2 separate regions of the Homo sapiens genome follow, and region 2 is linked to region 1. A link is an interaction called in ENCODE POLR2A ChIA-PET data of the cell type or tissue named here. Cell type or tissue: MCF 10A. All regions are shown on one strand. Each heading gives the region's core, and the rest is flanking DNA. Links, peaks and the distances in the headings are about the cores only.

Region 1 (8,912 bases), core at 1,799-6,798:
CTTAAGAAACGTCTATTCAGATCCCTTGCCCGTTTTAAATTAGAATATTTATTTATTTTTATTATTATTATTTTTGAGACGGAGTCTCGCTTTGTTGCCCAGGCTGGAGTACAGTGGCGCAACCTAGGCTCACTGCAAGCTCCGCCTCCTGGGTTCACGCCGTTCTCCTGCCTCAGCCTCCCGAATAGCTGGGACTACAGGCGCCCGCCACCACGCCTGGCTAATTTTTTGTATTTTTAGTAGAGACGGGGTTTCACTGTGTTAGCCAGGATGGTCTCGATCTCCTGACCTCGTGATCCGCCCGCCTCTGCCTCCCAAAGTGCTGGGATTACAGGCGTGAGCCACCACGCCCAGCCAGAATATTTATATTTTTATTATTGGTTTGTGAGAGTTCTTCATATATGCTAGAGACAAGTCTCTTAGGCGTATGATTTACAAAACTTTTCTCCATTCTGTGGGTTGTTTTTTCACTGGCTTAATAGTGTCTTTTAAAACACCAAAGTTTTTAATTTGAACGAAGCCCAATTTATCCATGTTTTTCCTTTGGTTGCTTGTACTTTTGGTGTCATGTTTTAAAAACCATTGCCTACCTTGATGTCAAAATTTACGTCTATAATGTTGAGAAAAGAGAACTCTTAGATGCTATTGGTGGGGAAATAAATTAGTTTAGCCATTGTGGAAAACAGTATGGGAGTTTCTTAACAACTAAAAATAGAATTACCGTACAATCCAGCAATCCCACCACTGGGTATTTATTCAAAGAAAAGGAAATCAATATATTAAAGGAATACCTGCACCACCCTTGTCTATTCACAATAGCCAAGATACGGAATCAAGCTGAAAGTCCATCAACAGATGAATGAATTAAAAACTGTGGTATATATATACACAATGGAGTATTAGCCATAAAAAGAATAAAATTCTGTTATTTGCAGCAACATGGAGGGACCTAGAGATCATTGTGTTAGTGAAATAAACCAGACACAGAACTACAAATGTCCTCTCAGTCATATGTGGGAGCTAAAGAAGTTGATCTCATGTCTCGTGCAGGTAGAGAGTAGAATGATAGTTACCAGAGGCTGAGAAACGGGTGGGATGAAGAGAGGTTGAGCTGCTGGGTACAAACATACAGTTAGACAGAAGGAATACGTTCTAGTGTTCGATAGCACAGCAGGGTGACTATAGTTAATAATTTATTATACATTTCAAAATAGACAGGGATATGTGAAAAGTTCCCAACACAAAGAATCGATGAACCTTTGAGGTGATGGATATTCCAGTTACTCTGATTTGATCATTACACATTGTAGGCATGTGTCAAAATATCACATGTACCCCATAAATATGTACAATTATTATGTATCAGTAAAAAAAGCATGACTATATTTTCTGCAAAGAAGTTGTATTAGTCGGAGTTCTCTACAGGGACAGAACTAATAGGAGATATATATATATATATCTATATCTATAGGAGCTTATTAAGCATTAACTCACATGATCATAAGGTCCCACAATAGGCCATCTGCAAGCTGAGGAGCAAGGAGAGCTGGTCCAAGTCCCAAAACTGAAGAACTTGGAGTCCAATGTTCGAGGGCAGGAAGCATCCAGCATGGGAGAAAGATGTAGGCTGGGAGGCTAGGCCTGTCTAGTCTTTTCACGTTTTTCTGCCCGCTTTGTATCCTAGCCACACTGGCAGCTGACTAGATGGTGCGCACTCAGATTGAGGGTGGGTCTGCCTTTCCCAGCCCACTGACTCAAATGTTAATCTCCTTTGGCAGCACCCTCACAGACACACCCAGGATCAATACTTTGCATCCTTTAATCCAATCAAGTTGACACTCAATATTAACCATCACAGAAGTGTATAATTTTACTTCTTATATTTAAGTCTTTGATCCATTTTAAGTTAATTTTTGTGTATGAGGTGAGGCAGTGTTCTAACTTCATTCTTTTATGCGTGGATGTCTAAGTTGTCCCAGCCCCATTTATTGAAAATTGTCTTGGCATCCTTGTCAAGAATTAATTGGCTGTAAATGTGAGAATGTGCTTCTGAACTCTCAATTCCATTCCATTTATCTATATATCTCTATTCTTTTTTTTTTTTTTTTGAGACGGAGTCTTGCTGTTGCCCAGGTTGGAGTGCAGTGGCGCGATCTCGGCTCACTGCAGGCTCCGCCCCCCGGGGTTCACGCCATTCTCCTGCCTCAGCCTCCGGAGTAGCTGGGACTACAGGCACCCGCTACTTCGCCTGGCTAATTTTTTGTATTTTTAGTAGAGACCGGGTTTCATCGTGTTAGCCACGATGGTCGCGATCTGCTGACCTCGTGATCCACCCGCCTCGGCCTCCCAAAGTGCTGGGATTACAGGCGTGAGCCACCACGCCCGGCCTATATCTCTATTCTAATGCTAGGATCACACAGTCTTGATTACTGCAGCTTTGCAGTAAGGTTTGAAATCAGAAAGTGTGAGTCCTCCAACTTCGTTCTTTTTCAGGATTGTTCTGGCTATCCTGCGTCCCTTGAACATCTACATGAATGGGCAATTCCTTTTAAGATGCTTTATTTATTTTTTTTTTTTTTGGATAGAGTCTTGCTCTGTCACCTAGGCTGGAGTGCACTGGTGTGACCATGGCTCACTGCAGCCTCAACCTTCCAGGCTCAAGTGATCCTCCCACCTCAGCCTTCTGAGTAGCTAGGACTATAGATGTACTAATTTTTATTTTTCTATTTTTTCGTACATATGAGGTCTCACTATGTTACCTAGGCTGGTCTTGAACTCCTGGGCTTAAGCCATTCTCCCATCTCAGCCTCCCAAATTGCTGGGATTACAGGTGTGAGCCACTGCTCCTGACCCTTTTAACATACTTTAACTCCTCCTCCCTTTCCCTGTCATCATCCATCTACAAATGGATTGATTAGCTTTAATGGGGAAACACACGTCTCCCCTTTCTTGTGTTTTAGAACAACACTCAAAATTAACAATCGTTCTGAGTGATTCTTTTGTTTAAAGAGCTCTTCTGATTCACTGTGGACTCTGGGGGCAATTGTCACCCTGGTTCTGGTTTTCTGAGACTAGACATAAGGGGTGGGTGGCGTGGGAGAGGTGACAGGAGCAGCCAGCCTGTGTTGAACAACAGTTCTGGCGTTTCTCTGACTTCTCTATCACCCTGGTCGAATGGGTGGCTGAGTCACCAGTGTGTGAATCACAAGTGGAGAAATGTCAGGCAGTTGACAGACTGGTCTTTGAAGGCAGTGGAGCCTGAACGCAAGTGCCTTTCTGAATCTCTGCGGGCATTTATTAAATGCAGATTCCTGGAGCTCATGATTCAGGCATCCTGAGCTCCTAAGAGATGCTAAGTCCTCTCTCTGTAGAGTTTTCACTCTAGTGGAGAAAAGGCCAGTAATAAACAAGCAAACATCAGATACCAATGTTAATTGCAGAAAACAACGATAATGTCCAGAGAGTACCAGGAGGTCTACTTCAGATCAGGTGCCGAGGGAAGATCTCTTAGGAGATGACATTTCAGCTCAGATCTGAATGACCAGAGTGAGCCTCCACTGAGAAGGCTTTTGTGGCTATGAGAGTGCCCTGCCCAGCCAACCTCAGGATGGCTGCTAAGGGTATCTGTGCTAAGCTGACTTGAGCCACATTCTCTTCCAGGAATGACCATCTTTATGTTTTAGCTGTGTTCTTGTCACATTCTCTCCCGTTTGTGGATATTTTTGTGATGCAACCTTGTTTGCTTATTACTCACTAGTGGAGAGAGGTGAGGAGTTGTTCACTTTTTGTTTGATCTCTGTTTTCTCCCACGAGGACACACATTCCCGGAGGGCAGGGGTGCTCTGTCTTGTTGCATCTGTGTTCTCATACCCAGCACAGGTTCTCAGTAAATATATGTTGAATCAACTAATGATGCAGCATCAACTGCTACCAAATTTAGCTACTGATCCTGGCACCTGTTATAACAAATAAACACGACTGTGTGTGATGGAGCATTGCCAACTTCTGATGGGTGTTCTGTTTAATCCAAATGTTAGACTGTGAGGCACATTTTCAAGAGTGCAGGTTTTAGTAACTGCTCTTCCTGTAGAGTGCTGTGTTCTTTTGTGCATAATATGTAATAGTTAGTGAGCATTAACATTTGTTGTGAGATTTGCTACATGTCAGAAGCCATGCCCAGTGCTTAATGCATTATTCCTATTTACCTCTAACAAGTCATATTCATGAAGGTGCTATCATTATTCTCATTTTATGGATGAAGACACTGTGGCAGCTAGAAGCACTCACTTGCCCAAAGTTGCACTGCTGCCAGATGAGAATCTGGGATTCTCAATCCAGGAAATATGTCTCTGATATGGTTTGGCTGTGTCCCCACCCAAATCTCACCTTGAATTGTAATAATCCCCTCCTGTCAAGGGCAGGGCCAGGTGGAGATAATTGAATCATAGGGGCAATTTCCCCCATACTGTTCTCATGGTAGTGAACAAGGCTCATGAGATCTGATGGTTTTATAAATGGGAGTTCCCCTACACAAGATCTCTCTTGCCTGCCACCATGTAAGACGTGACTTTGCTCCTCATTCACCTTCCGCCATGATTGTGAGGCCTCCCCAGCCATGTGGAACTGTGAGTCAATTAAACCTCTTTCCTTTATAAATTATCCAGTCTCAGGTATGTCTTTGTTAGCAGCATGAGAACAGATTAATACAGTCTCCAAAACTGATGCTCTTGATCATGATGCTATGCCCCTTCCTCCAAATGAATATCTAGAAGTGTCCAGCCCAGTGGATTATTCTGCAGATAAGATGCACCCAAACACATATTTTCCTAAGCACCTGAAATGAGTTTTTTTCATTTTTATTGTGGTAAATATACACAAAATTTATTACTTTAACAATTTTTAAGTGTACAGTTCAGCGGCATTAAGTACATTCACACTGTTGTGTAACCATCACCACCATCCCTCTCCAGAATGTTTTCTTTTTCTCTTTCTTTTTTTTTTTTTTGAGATGGAGTCTTATTCTGTCACCCAGGCTGGAGTGAGTGGCGTGATCTCCACTCACTACAAGCTCCACCTCCTGGGTTCAAGCGATTCTCCTGCCTCAGCCTCCCGAGTAGCTGGGACTACAGGCGCCCGCCGCCATGCCCGGCTATTTTTTTGTATTTTTAGTAGAGATGGGGTTTCACTGTGTTAGCCAGGATGGTCTCCATCTTCTGACCTCATGATCTGCCCGCCTCGGCCTCCCAAAGTGCTGGGATTACAGGCGTGAGCCACCGCGTCCAGCTCCAGAACGTTTTCATCTTCACAAACAGAAACTCTGTATCTGTTAAATAGTAACGCCCCATTCCCTTCCCCCAAGCCCTGGTAACTCCCATTTTACTTTCTGTCTTGATGATTTTGACCAGTCTAGGAACCTCGTTTAAGTGGAATTCTACAGTATTTGTCTTTTGTGTCTGGTTTCTTTTACTTAATTATGCTCTCAAAGTTTGTGCATGTTGTGGCAGGTGGGGGCATGGTCTTCCTTTAATGGCTGAGTGATATTCCATTGTATGTAAATACAACGTTTTGTTCATCCATTCACCCACTGAGGGACACATGGGTGGCTTCCCCCTTTTGGCTATTGTGAATAATTCTGCTATGAACATGGGTGTAAGAAGCATGTTCTATGTATTAATTAAGGAAATCAAGGCCTCACCCAGAATGTGTCCTGGGGCTGGAAGGGCAGTTGGGGTCCTGAGGGTGACCTGTCTGCCCGTGGCCCCCGAGCTGGTCGGGAGAAGGCGCCATAATTTTCATGTCCTGTGCCCTCCTCACCCACCACAGCCCTTAGCCATATCTACACCACTGCCTTTCCCACCAGACGGTGAGGCCCCAGGACAGAGACTGGGGTTTTTTGTTGCTGCTTCACCGCCCCCGCTGCTGGCCCCTGCAAGCGCCAATTCTTGTGGTGCACGAGTTCCCCAGGAGAGGGGCCTCTGCACTACTGCCGAACGGAGCCCAGCACAGGTAAATAGTGCCAAGATTTGGGGAGAGCACCCTGAAGCGGGGTGGGCGCGGGCGTGGGCAGCGGGCAGATACTTGCAGCCCGCTTGGCACTGGGAAGCACCCACTCCCAGGCTGCTTTAGGGGGCGCTGCTGCTCTTGGACCCCAGAATGGCTGGACCGAGTGTCCCTAACCCAGCTGGGTGCCACTCTCAGAAGGCGCTATGGCGCTGACACGCAGGAATCCAGGCAGGCTCCCGCGCTGCCCCCGTAGCCTGACCCTGTTTCCTTTCCCAGTGTCTTTTTTTGTCTTCTTTCCAAACCATCTCTGACAAGTGGGGACAAAGTGAAGGGCAGTCTGAAGTTTTCTGAAGGCCTGGTTCTTAGAAACTTTTATTTTTTTAATTTAAATAAAGATTCCAGGAGATACTGTTCTGTCCTAACAAAGGAGTCTCGCAAGGTGTGTCTCTAAAAGGCCACCACGTCAATGACTCAGCCCTCCATAGCAGGGAGCTGAACCACAGGGGCCTGCAGATGGCTACCATTGCCCACAGGGAGATGCTTCTTTACCCACATTAGCTGTTCAGAGGGTATCTTACCAAACCACAACTGCCTCTGTCCGTGTGAAGGAAGGACAGCAAGCTGCCCAGGGCCACTCTGTGGCATAGCCTATGGAGTCAACTCAGCTCTCAGCCAATCCATGAGCACTTAGCGAGCACCTGCTAGGCCCCACAAGCATTGCTCTAGGACTGGGAATGCAGCTGCGAACAAAACAGACACAAACCCCTGTCCCGCAGGAGCTATTCTTCTAGCCCAGACAGACTGATGGGTGTACAAGGAGTGACATATGTGTGTGGTGGAAAGTGCTCTGCAGGGAAGGAAAGGGACTGGGTCAGGTAATGGGTTGCAGTTTTCAGCAGAGTGGTGAGGAAAGGCCTCACTGCAAAGGCAAGACCTGAAGAAGAGAGGGAGAGAGCCTCAGGAGTGTTGGGGAAGTGTTCCAGTCATGAGGGCAGCATGTGCAAAGGCCCTGAGGTGGAATCCAACAGCACGGAGGCCACTGTGGCTAGAGCTGAGTGAGCAGAAGGAAGAGGGTCAGAGGAGGAGGCCAGTGAAGGGGAGGAGGATTCTGAAGGGCTGTGTGCACCTTGGTAAAAGATGGTGATATGGTTTGGCTGTGTCCTCGAGCTGCTGCGGCCTGACAATGAAACCAAGCTTCCAGCAGAAGTGGAGGCAAGGGCTAGGAGACTGTGGCTCCAGTGATATCATATGAGTCCCTTGGTCAAGTTGAGCCGGAAGCACCAGATCTGTCCCTAGACTTTTTGGTTATGTGCCAGGAAAACAATTTCCTTTTTTCCCTTTTCTCTTTGCAGTTTACTTATTGTTATATACATTGCAGTTCAGAGAGTGCCCCTGCTCACAACTGTGTAAGCAGAGTGAGGGTTTACACGGGCCACTGTGACCTTCCCCTTGACAGGAAGCCCCAGGGCTGCGACAGCAGGACGATGAGCTGGCAGAGCTTCGCACAGGCTGCCTGGAAACTGGCACAGCTGCATTCATCAGAAGAAACAGTTGCAGCCGGGTGTGGTGGCTCACGCCTGTAATCCCAACCCTTTGGGAGGCCGAGGCCGGCAGATCACTTGAAGTCAGGAGTTCAAGACCAGCCTGGCCAACATGGTGAAACCCCATCTTTACTAAAAATACAAAAAAATTAGCCGGGTGTGGTGGTGCTCGCCTGTAGTCCCAGCTACTCGGGAGGCTGAGGCAGGAGGACTGCTTGAACCTGGGAGGTGGAGGTTGCAATGAGCTGTGATCGCGCAATTGCACTCCAGCCTGGGCAACAGAGCGAGACTCTGTCTCAAAAAAAAAAAAAAAAAAAAAAAGAAGAAGAAACAGTGGCTGATGCTTATACATATTTTATTTATCTCACAGTGTGGTACAATGTCATAGCCCTAGATAACTGGAAAAGACGCCCCCTGGAATTCTGGAGAATCATGAGAAATGTGTCAGGAGCTTGTTCTGCCTTGGAGGGGGTCTGGAGGTGTGAGGCATAGGGGCTGCCCCTGGGTAACCTGGATCATCAGCTGCTGCGGGGCATGGCCTGCACCATCCTGCCTCCCCAACTTGGCTCTCTCTGTGTCCCCTGCCACGTCAACCTTCCCATCTTTTCTACTGTCTTCTAAAATCCTGCCCATACTCCAAGGCCCTTCTGGAATGCCACCTCCTCCTGTCACCCTTGCTTGCTAATCCCTGACACGTGACCTCTGTTGCTCCTTTGCCATCAAAGCTTGGCAGTGGTCGAGGGAGGCAGTGCTCTCCAATGAGCAGAGCACAGGCTTCCCTTCCAGGCGGCAGAGACCTGGCTCTGCCATCTTCCCACTGTGCGACTGTGGGCATGTCACCTGACCTATTTGAATCTGATTGTCCTCATCTGTAAAATGGGAATAACACTCTCTACCTCGACATTGCAGGGTCCAGAGAGAGGGAGGGGCCGGGTAGAGGAGACCAAATCAACCGCTTGCAGACTCCTGTGCTCTATCATGGAAGGTTCCTAGGGGCTCCTCCTCTGCCCCAGGTGCTCCTCAGGGGCCAGGAGGACAGAGCAGAGGCAGGTCTGGGCAAGAAGGGTGTGACCGCGCTGAGATATGCACCCGTATAGTTGGCAGTCGGCGCCTGCCTTTCCTTGTTCCCAACCCACTCTAGAGTTCAGGCTCCGGGAGAGCAAGGATGGGTTCTGACTCATCCTGTAAGCTCGACGGGTGAATGCCCAGCCTAGGAGGTGGCATAGAGGATACAGGTGGCCCTATGATTGAATTGAGGTAGTGAAGAGTGGGAATTTTTTTTTTTTCAATAACAAATTGTGGCTGGGTGCAATGGCTCATGCCTGTAATCCCAGCACTTTAGGAGGCCGAGGTGGGTGGATCACTTGA
Region 2 (5,000 bases), core at 1-5,000, 75 kb after region 1:
AACATTTATGTGTCACAAACTATATTCCTTCTTTTGATTTTTTTTAACCATTAAAAAATGCAAAAGCCATTTTAGTTCACAGGCTGTACAAAAACAAATGGTGGGCTGGATTTGGCCTGCGAGCCCTAATTTGCTGACCTTTGATTGAGACTCAACAATGACACTGTTTTGATAAACTATTGCTCAATATTTGGTTCCCAAATAAACTTCTGCAAAGGGATAAAATATGGGTATTAAAATTTAACTGGGAAAATTATCATAGTCTAGCAATTTAGCCACTTAGAGCTGGGTTTGGAGTCATCTCTGGGCAATCAGGCTTCCTCTGTCTTCCTGGGCCTGCCCTGATTCCCCTTAGCTTCTTGGAGTCAAGTGGTCTTTCAGCAGAAGGTCCATCTAAACTTCCGCTGTTCCAGAAGGCAGAGAGGCAGAGAGAACAGGCACCTAGAACTCTTGACAATCTCCAAAGCAGAGTTGCTGCTTTCTAGTTTGCTACACTTGTTATTTCTTCACTTTTGATTTCAGTGCCACACGCTACCCACCCCCAAACTAAAGCGTGATTTTCTTCTGTGCTCTCTGTCTTTCAACTTGGAGAGAGGAGGCAGAGACTGAGTTTTCCATCTTATCTCAGTATTTTCACTTCTACAGAATTTTTGTCTTATCTTTACCTTACTCCTGACACCAGAGTCCTTTCTTGAGGAGAGTGAGGTAAGGGGAAAAAGCTCCTGTCCCATGCTCACCTTTGAGATTTTTAGAAAGAGACTCCCAAATGGAGCTTGACATCATGCTCTTCAATGTGCTTGGAGTTCCAACAGCAATTTCTTCTTTCTCCACTGTCAGTGGCAGCCGCTTTAGCAAGTCGGATAGAATTTCCATCACCAGTTCATCCTTACTCTGCTCAGGTCTGCAAAAAAAACCAAGAGAAGAATGAGACACAGAACAGGAAGTGGGGAGATGGGGAGAGATTTGTTAAAGGATTCAAGATTACTGGTAGACAGGAGGAATATGTTTAGTGTTCTATACCACTGTAGGATGAGTATAGGTAACAAAAATAGATTATACATCTTCAAATAGCTAGAAGAGAGGATACTGAAAGTTCCCAACACAAAGGATAAATGTTTGAGATGATGGACATATGAATTGCCCTGATCTGATCACTATACATTGTATGTATTGAAACATTACTATGTACCTCAGAAATATGTACAATTATTATGTCAATTAAAAAAATAAAAATTGGCTGGGCACAGTGGCTCATGCCTGTAATCCCTGCAATTTGGGAGGCCGAGGCAGACAGATCACTTGAGGTCAGGAGTTTGAGACCAGCCTGGCCAACATGGTAAAACCCTGTCTCTACTAAAAATACAAAAGTTAGCCAGGCATGGTGGGCGCCTGTAGTCTGAGCTACTCAGGAGGCTGAGGCACGAGAATCACTTGAACCCGGGAGGCAGAGGTTGCAGTGAGCCAAGATTATGCCACTGCACTCCAGCCTGGGTGACAGAGCGAGACTCTATCTCAAAAAAAAAATTTAAAAAAAGAAAAGGAAAGGAAAATAAAATAAAAGAAATCAAGAGAAAAACAAGCTACAGATCTATCTAATGTTAGAGGGTCCTCTGCTTAAGTTCCGTCTGAAGATAAATGTATCTTCACAGAACCACAAAATTATGCTATGGATGATCTTACAGAGACCATGGAATTCATTTCATTTTGTAGATGAGAAACTGTCCAATGTACTTTAGACATTTGCAAGGAAATATGTATTATAAAAGCTTTTTTAGGATTTCTTTGTAAAATAATCATCTGCATGCATCTGCAAGACAATGAAAAAGAGGAGGCAACTAAACAGAGCACGCTGAAGCAGCCGCATGGAACATTCCACTGCTTGCCTCATTCCTGTGTTGACACGAAGGGCTTCTTAATCACACACTCCGCGGGTGGTGACAGGAGGAGCGCGTGTCCAGGCCTAGGTGAGGCTGCGATACTATGCAAAACCACTAAACACTAGAGCTGGAAGAGCTCTTTGGAATCCTTTTAAAGATGATGAAACCAGGGCCCCGGGAGGTGGGAGGACCTCCTTAGACAGTTAGTGGATGAGTAGGAAATGGGGCACATCTCTTTTGAGTTCTGCTGCTCTATTTACTAGCCGGGACTGATTTTTCTTTTTCTTTTCTTTTTTTTTTTTTGGGACGGAGTTTTGCACTGTCACCCCAGCTGGAGTGCAGTGTTGCTATCTTGGCTCACTGCAACCTCCCCCTCCCGGGTTCAAGCAATTCTCTGCCTCAGCCTCCCGAGTAGCTGGGATTACAGGTGCTCACCACCATGCTGGCTAATTTTTTGTATTTTTAGTAGAGACGGGGTTTCACCATCTTGGCCAGGCTGATCTTGAACTCCTGACCTCGTGACCCACCCGCCTCGGCCTCCCAAAGTGCTGGCATCACAGGCGTGAGCCCACCGCGCCCGGCCAGGACTGATTTTTCAACAAACACTCCAGGTTTCACAGTCAAATGAATATTATCCTTCAAGGTAAGCAATAACCTTAAAGCTGCCAAGAAGTATTTAGTCCAACAGTGCTGCTTCCAAACCAGTTTACAGATCGCCTGAGGTCACATGGCTCCTTACTTTGTCATCACACTGTTTTGACTGTAAAGTTGATTTTCTCCTTAGAATTCAACCCAGGTAGCTTCAAATAATTCAAAAGGTCAAAAGGTGTCAAAAATCAAGCTTACCTTCAGAGGGCAAAGATTTGCTACCACTAAGGAAATTACATTGAATATGATAGATGTTTGGATTAAGTCCCACAGACAAGTCTCTAATAAGCAAAGGCAGCAAGACTGGGATAATTATAGCCTCTCAAAGTGACCAAAGGGACATTAATAAGCATATCTAGTATGTTTATTAAAAGCATTTCCTTATAATATGTTGGTATCTTAAATATTTGTAATGTTTAAGAGAATTGGGCCTCGTAATACCTTGTGTTAGATTGGGGTCAGTCTTGTGACCCCAATTAAAAGAGATAATTGAGAAACTGATTTATGATTTTAGGTTGAAATCTTGTTAGATTGATATAAAATATTAGGGAACAAGAAAATTTAAGATTCACCATATTTATTTGATTATTAGATTTATAAAAGTTACTCAAAGATTTGAGAAGGTCTGGAAGACAAATTGAAGTACATTAACTTTATAATGAATATTAATATATTTGAAAATGTTTAAGCTTATAAATGGGGTCAAACATTCAAATATCTTTTAAAAGTGTTAAAATTTGTTAGACGTACAAATTGAAAAATTAGAACTTAAATACATAAGGAACTCATTGAAGTAGAATTTAGTTTCTTTACCATGTAGACTATACTTTTCTATATATCTCTTCAAATGAATTTTTTTTTTAGACAGGGTCTCAGCCTCGCAAGTTACTGGGACTACAGGTGCTCACCACTACACTCAGCTAATTTTTGTATTATTTGTAGAGACAGGGTTTCACCATGTTGCTCAGAGTGGTCTCGAACTCCTGAGCTCAAGCAATCTGTCCACCTCAGCCTCCCAAGGTGCTGGGATTACAGGCATGAGCTGCCAGACCCAGCCTGATAATTTTTGACCAACAATTTTTCCTAGCGAGTTCTTACCTGATCATGAGGTTGGCAGTGGTAGTTTTTGGTTGCATGGCAATCAGATTTTCAATAAACTTTTCGCCCTGGGTCTCCCAGCAGCTCCTGATGGCCTCTGGGTGTATTCCTAAGACCTCGGGAAGGTCATCATCAGGTAAGGACTGGATAATGTGTATGTAGTCCTTTATGCTTGCAGATCCTGGAACTGGCAGACATATCTGAAAATTTAACATTTTGTTAGCTTTTTTCTTCAATCCTGCTACTTCTGAACACTTTGTTGGTTTTTGCCAGAGTAAGATACCTACTTTCAGTAATGCTTGAAGACAATATTTTCCCATGAAATTTTATACCGAAGGCTTTCTTATTTGCATGTGGTATATTATAGACACTGTCAAAAGCAACATTTGGGACTACTGTATTGTAATGTGCATATGATATGCATGTATAACTTTCTTTTTGGGAAAAGAGAGAAAGAAAAAAAAAACGCTTTAAAGGTGAGGGTGATTCTGACCACCCATAGATAATGAATGCAATAAGGCTTGAACAAATCATTTTACTTTAGTGAAACCTATAGAAGGAATGTGAGAATGATCTTAAGAATAATTGACCACTGACCAAGAAGAGAAATGCATTGTTCATATGGTCAGGAAAGTGGGTGATGGTGGCTTTCTTGATATCATTAAGGAAAATGTTGAAGAATTAATGAAGGTCAGAGGGAAAAATCAAATAACAGTCACTGATTAAAAAAATTACCTGCAGAAGAAGCAAGATTATAACAAAAAACAGGAAGAGCTGGCAAGCTGGAACTGTCATAAAATTCCTAGTGTTTTAAAGCAACTGAACAATTGAAATACAAATTTCAGAATACCCTTCTGTCATCTGATATAATTCTGCCAATGCAATTGTATGCTGTATGTTACAGTATACCTTATTCTCTTAGTGCATACTTAATGTAATACTCTGTACAAAACCATGCACATTGTATTCTTTGGGCAATTTAAAATACCCTAAACTTTTTTTTCTTTTTTGAGATGGAGTCTTGCTCTGTCGCCCAGGCTGGAGTGCACTGGCATGATCTCGGTTCACTTCAACCTCTGCTTCCCGGGTTCAAGTGATTCTCATGCCTCAGCCTCCCATGTAGCTAGGACTACAGGCATGATCCACCATGGCTGGCTAATTTTTGTATTCTTAGTACAGATAAGGTCTCATCATGTTGGCCAGGCTGGTCTCGAACTCCTGACTTCAAGTGATCTACTCTCCTCGGCCTCCCAAAGTGCTAGGATTATAGGCATGAGCCACCACATTTGGCCAAAGAATCCTAAATTTAACTAAAATGTTATTTTAAACAGTTTTTTTTCCTTCTTTTTCAGATAGGATCTTGCTCTGATGCCCAGG

What was found. Peaks named below come from ENCODE experiments on the same cell type or tissue, not always from the same donor. Only the 100,000 strongest peaks of a DNase experiment are listed, where the experiment ranks them.
Region 2: POLR2A ChIA-PET joins it to region 1 with 6 read pairs; 2 of 35 experiments call an interaction of 5 or more read pairs at or near these places.

Annotation. Positions count from the first base shown.
Region 1 is chr1:225,449,226-225,458,137 of GRCh38, reverse strand. All of the region lies in intron 2 of LINC02765 (long intergenic non-protein coding RNA 2765), which reads left to right. Among named protein-coding and RNA genes, the nearest start is that of LINC02765, 14 kb to the left of the region's middle. RefSeq lists an enhancer at 1,765-2,265. In MCF 10A, for the core only: no CTCF peak of the experiment used is centred there; DNase peaks (open chromatin) are centred at 3,187 and 3,877.
Region 2 is chr1:225,376,060-225,381,059 of GRCh38, reverse strand. It overlaps DNAH14 (dynein axonemal heavy chain 14), which reads right to left. Exons shown (of 86, transcript NM_001367479.1): 79 at 3,624-3,823; 80 at 738-901. Among named protein-coding and RNA genes, the nearest start is that of LBR, 49 kb to the left of the region's middle. In MCF 10A, for the core only: no CTCF peak of the experiment used is centred there; a DNase peak (open chromatin) is centred at 1,949.